Linked DNA regions of Homo sapiens: region 1 is linked to region 2. The links are chromatin contacts, found by Hi-C or POLR2A ChIA-PET in ENCODE. All regions are on one chromosome and are shown on one strand. The core of a region is the stretch at or near the end of the contact, and the rest is flanking DNA. Distances in the headings are between cores, read along the strand shown. Region 1 overlaps LINC00499 (long intergenic non-protein coding RNA 499). Region 2 overlaps LINC00616 (long intergenic non-protein coding RNA 616).

Region 1 (2,998 bases), core at 427-2,926, 310 kb after region 2:
AATTCTGGAAGAGGAATGCAAGACTCTGTCCAAATTGTGTGTTTGGGGCAATGAGAATATTATATGTACAGTCCAAAATATATTTCCAAATACAGGTAAACAAAGGCTATTTTGATTCTGTTTTAAGGTCGCAAATAGTCTGTCATGGAGTTTAGATTGTGAGTCTCCCTGCTAGAAGATGGGTCGCAATTGGAAGAGCGCTTTATATTCCCTGCGCCACTGCCAAATGATCCTAGAGGTTAACAGAAAACAGCAATGGGGCTTCCAAAGACAAGGACTGAATCATATACTTGGTAAGACTAGGAATGATGAGAACATTGTATTCTTCAAACAAAGTAACAGCTAGACAGACAGGCAAAAGAACGAAGAATCTGGCCTCCAAGTAATCCTTAATTATAACCCTGCAACCTAAAAGGACAAGAATATAAAGTGGGTCAAGAAGAAATACATGAATTATATAAGTAAAGAAAACTGAAACACATCTCCAGGCACAAAGCAAGCTAGCTGTAATTTACTACTATAAAATTCAAGAATTTTGTACCCTAGCTTATGCCATTAATCCATAAAGATACCAAAGCCTTCAATATAAAATGATACTAGAAGCTGTAATTTAATTAAGGCTGAGGTACTGTAGTTATTAATTACATGTGAAATAGTAAATATTTAAAATATTTGAAAATTGCTCATATTTCTTAAAATTGAGTAATATGCTATAAATCTCAAAAGGCAGGGTAATTGCAGTCTCCGTGGCAAGTCTGTTTGTACAGCAAAACCTGTATAGCATCTCTGGAGAACTAAGGTATAATCTGCAGCTGTGTAATTGAAGAAGATCTGACACATGGAACTATACAAGTTATTTTCAACTAGCAGAGCTTAGGATATTTTTCTTTCAGAATAAAAGTGCAGAATTCTGGATTATAATTCTATTTCTACCACACTAAAATAGCTCACAAGTGCTTATTCTGTGTTAGAAGCAGGCCTTGAAATGGATAGTCCAAATGTGTGGAATTTCACCACTTTTTGACAATGTAATTTTTGATTAATTTTCCAACACCATAAGCAAAATGCACCTGAACCCATATACACAGTGAATCCTGGGTGGGAATATTGATTTAAATGTGTGTTTGCAATAAGTAAACATCCTGAAACACATCATCTTCCTGTTCACATTAACTGCCTCTATCAAATATTGAAACCAAAGTATTTTGTTATTCAAAAGAATGTTGTTTTATGCCTATGTATGGAGGGTTGTTCCAATCATCTTACAGACTCTAGTGCAATATGAGATACTTGTAAACTTCCATAGCCTATGCTGTATGGAAGCTTTGTAGTTTCTTCTCCACTTCCTTAATCTGAGAGTAGTTGGTTTGTCCCTGAGTTTTCCTGGGTGAATTGACTTTCCACCAAGTGTCATCAAGAGAGTTTGATTTCTGGTTCTTGCCTTAATGAATAAGAGTTGCAATTCCAAGTAGTTAACTGTGGACCACACCCAGGTATACCTCTGAAGTAGCCTTAGCGTAAGTTCAGTTAGTAGATACAACCCAGATCCTCTCTACCTCACGACAATCTAGCTAAAGGAAAGGCCACAGGGCTACCAAGGGCTCCTAAGAAGTTTCCAGCTTTTCATTGGCCATTTGAAAAACATCATATCATTTGTGGGACTTGGAACAATGAGGACTCTGTTCTTCATGAATGGACCTTGAGATTGTTTTACAGGTAAAAGGAGGGAACTCAGCTCATTACAAAGACTTCATTCAAGGGCAGGATGTGGCTGGAAGAGCAGCCTCTCTAAGAACATGGCTTGAAAGGAAATCTGTGAGGAAGTAAGAGAAAATGACTCACAAGCCAGCCACATGCACATCAATGCACGTTAGCAGGATGGCAGATGTCACAGGGAGGTAGAGTGCCCTTGGTGCCTTTTGGATCCCAATATTTTAATTTTTACCCCTTATTGTTATATAGTAATATCCCTAACCCTGCATGTGGCACAATTGCTTTAATAAAAACAGTTATAATGAGTGGATAAAGAAAATGTGGTATATATACACCATGGAACACTACTCAGCCATTAAAAGGAACAACATAATGTCTTTTGCAGCAACTTGGATGGAGCTGGAGACCATTATTCTAAATGAAGTAACACGGGAGTGGAAAACCAAAAATCATATGTTCTCACTCATAAGTGGGAGCTAAGCTATGAGTACACAAAGACATACAGAGTGATATAATGGACTTTAGAGACACAGAAGGAGGAAGGTGGGAGGGGGGCTAGGGATAAAAACACTACACGTTAAGTACAATGTATACTACTCAGGTGATGGGAACACTAAAATCTCAGAATTCACCACTATATAATTCATCCATGTTACAAAAAACCACATGTACCCCAAAAGCTATTGAAATAAAAAATAATAAAGACACTTTTACGAAGATACTAGAATTAGTTCATACAAAACTAGCATGGGAGCTTCTTTGGTAGATGATGAACTCTGTGAGGGAGGGACATATTCACTTTTGCATGCCCAGAATCTAGCATGATATTTGGCAGACAGTGGGTGCCAGAGAAGTGTTTATTAATTTGGATTTTTTAATGTCCCTTAATTGTTTAATGTCTGTCTTCCTTAGCATAGGTATTTCCTAGTCTCTACAAACTGTGAATAATGAGGTATAAAGCACATACTTATGGTAACATCATACACAGTGTCACAAGATTGATCCTAACATAGCTTCACTTTTATGTACCTTTTATTTCACTTATTACATAGATGTGAGTGAACACCCCAAGGAAAGACAGGTGTTAGGGCTTTAGACATATTTAAGAACGTGAACATGCACATTAGCCTATAGTTTGGGAGCAACATAAACACTAGAAAACTTCATTAGTCTCCTTCAAGGGTGTGTTCATAGTAGGTACTCAATAGATGTCAAGTGACTGACTGCTAAAGCAATAATGGGGGCTTTGGGCACTTGTCAAAAATAAAAGCTGAATTAATGATGA
Region 2 (2,700 bases), core at 174-2,673:
CCTAGGAGGCAGAGGTTGTGGTGACCTGAGATAGCGCCACTGCACTCCAGCCTGGGTGACAGAGCAAGACTCCATCTCAAAAAAAAAAAAGTAAACATTGATAAACCAGGAGTTAAAAAAAGCAAATTTCCTTGCAATAAAAGTATGATAAAATGTCACTAAAATACCATAAATTAAATTTGTATATTATTAATTATAGTTTTCAAGCTAGAATTAGTAAGAACACTGGTACCTATTTTTGAATCTTAATGAGATACCCAGCAAAGTGCCAAGGTTATTCTTTGGTAAATATGAACAAGATATGAAATATGAAAGCACCTGAATTTAAGATAAATAAACCTTAGAGGTCACTGGGTCGAGCCTCTTTAATTTGCACAGGAAGTTTAAACTGGGAAAGACATAGATATTTAAATATCCAGGCATTTAAATATTTAAATATCCAGGCATTTTCCCAGCACTGGTAATAAAGGCCAAACCCCTCAATGATGAATATATGTTGCAAGTCGTTTTGATCTGATAGCAAACATGCTGATTCATATTTTCTATTGACTAATCGACATGACATTGCATTACATACTAATCTAAAGGAAAGGCATTCTGAATCACCTCCTTTGTACAGGAGCAAATCTGGACTTGCAAGGAGATTTGCAAATATGAGCTAGTGCTAACACTGCTAAATCTAGTACCTAGGAAGTTAGGAATGAAGAGCAGACAGATCTTGTCCCTGCCTTGTTAACACTGAAATATCAAAGCAAGTCCTCAAGGATCTTACTTGCATTAAGGGCCTTTTGGTCTTGTGATGGGGAGGAAACTGAGGCAGAGCCTTCTGAACTGGAAATGGGAACTCAAAGTATGATGATTAGGGTCCCATGATAAAAGAGGGTTAAAACATCTTTAGTTCTTCAGAAATATGCTCTAGGGCTATAGGAAATGTTCCCACAGTTAGATGGAAGTGAGAGGGCACTATAAGGATCTAGAGGAAGGTAAAGTAAATAGCATTTATTTAGAACTTACTACATGTCAGACACTAAGCTAGATTGCTTGCATTAAAATATTTTCTCGACTCCTCGAAATTCTATGAAGTAGATATTTTTCTCTGAATGTGTGAGTTCCTTTGAGAAGACCACACATAGAATACATACGTTTATTAGTGGGTAGGAAAGATTTCTACTCCAACCCTAACGGAGCCCAAATCAGCTATGGTTATAGAATAGTGATAAAATGCACTTTCCAGAGCCAGACTAGCTGGGTCCAATGCTGGCAGGCCAGCTGAATGATAGAGAGAAGTCACTTCCTGTAAGCATTAGTTTTATCTGCTGTAAGACAGAACTGATAGAGTGTTTGTGGAAGTGAAACCAGGTAATGTGGGTGCAGATCTTAGCCCAGTGCCAGGCATCCAGTGAGATCTCAGCCCCCAGATCTTGCTTGTATTATACATCTTTCCAGCAGATGGAGCAATAAACCTATAAAAGCAGGGTTCTTGAGGGACCCAAAGGCCCAATCTCCTCAGAGGGACAATGGGAAATGTTACAACTTAGGGAAACACTGTTTCCTCTTGGAGAAAGCATTATGATGGCTCATAGCAAACAGTTTGGTTTGGAGCCAACTTCAGAAGACCCAGAAAACCAGTACAAGATCTGGGGACCTCAGAAATCTGTAAGAGGAACACTGATATATGGAAGGCCAGCAACCCTGACACTGGGGACCAAAATAGCCAGTGTTGAGTCAGCCGAGTAGGGCTGCCTGCAACATTTTCTCAGCTCATCACAAACTTCCCAATGTGGAGGAAACTGAACTCCTGAGGCAAGATGGGGGAATAATAATGATAACAGCTAGCACAAATGTTATCATCTCAGAATAGTGTCCTAAGTTAGAAGGAAACTGAGTGGTTAAGTAGCCTTCCCAAGGTCTCAAAGTTAAAAGTGATGAAGCTGAGAGTCTTACTCATTATGGGTTTCTATGGAGGTCCAGAGACACCATCTTAGCTCCCTGGTGCTCTCCTGTGTCCCAGTGAAAGAGTGTCTTAGTCTCCCCAGGGGTCATGGCTTTGAAAAGGAGAGTGTGACACGGAAGAGGAATCTTGTTTTTATAATTTTCTGTCTCAAGTTTCTTCAGGGTCCCTCTACAATAAAGGTACAGAAGATTATTCTCTATATACCCCAACCTCTTTGTCCTTCTCCAGCCTCACCCCAAAAGTGTTTTTGTTTGTTGTTTTTGTATAATTGTGCTTCAGAGTTATGTTTAGAAAGTTCTTCAATGGAAACAAAAAAACAAAAAAGATTTGTTGATGTTTGTATCATTGAGTTTCAGTGAAAGAAGCGGAAGCACTAAGAGATATATACATACATAATAATTTTTAACAGATAGTTGACTTCTCAGAATTGTGAGGCGGGCTTAGTAGTGTCTGTAAACGGTCGCCTTTATGTCTTGTCAGAGATGTTGGAACCAGAGCAATTCCATCTTGAATAGATGCTAGGTAAAATAAGGCTGAGACCTACTGTGCTGCGTTCCCAGGAGGTTAGGTATTCTTAGTTACAGGATGAGATAGGAGGTTGGCACAAGATACAGGTCATAAAGACCTTGCTGATGAAACAGTTTGCAGTAAAGAAGCTGGCCGAAACCCACCAAAACCAAGATGGTGATGAAAGTGACCTCTGGTCATCCTCACTGCTCATTATACTCTAATTATAATTCATTTGC

Evidence for each region. A loop is a pair of places that touch in the nucleus more often than their neighbours do. ChIA-PET counts read pairs that join two places held with the same protein, here RNA polymerase II (POLR2A). Pooled maps may share reads with other maps.
Region 1: a loop to region 2 is called in a pooled map, with 2.2 times the contacts of the local background. The contact joins two enhancer-like sites. A Hi-C loop is called at or near these places in 1 of 50 pooled maps. POLR2A ChIA-PET finds 5 or more read pairs at or near these places in 2 of 52 experiments (CD4-positive, alpha-beta memory T cell and PC-3).

Annotation. Positions count from the first base shown.
Region 1 is chr4:138,346,540-138,349,537 of GRCh38, forward strand. The region is part of intron 1 of LINC00499 (long intergenic non-protein coding RNA 499); the gene reads left to right. Among named protein-coding and RNA genes, the nearest start is that of LINC00498, 35 kb to the left of the region's middle. Within about 2 kb of position 1,677, at least 3 of the 41 ENCODE cell types and tissues checked have a DNase peak (open chromatin) inside an H3K27ac peak, as active enhancers do.
Region 2 is chr4:138,034,493-138,037,192 of GRCh38, forward strand. The region is part of intron 8 of LINC00616 (long intergenic non-protein coding RNA 616); the gene reads right to left. The region is part of intron 3 of LOC105377447 (a long non-coding RNA gene); the gene reads left to right. Among named protein-coding and RNA genes, the nearest start is that of SLC7A11-AS1, 53 kb to the right of the region's middle. Within about 2 kb of position 1,424, at least 2 of the 41 ENCODE cell types and tissues checked have a DNase peak (open chromatin) inside an H3K27ac peak, as active enhancers do.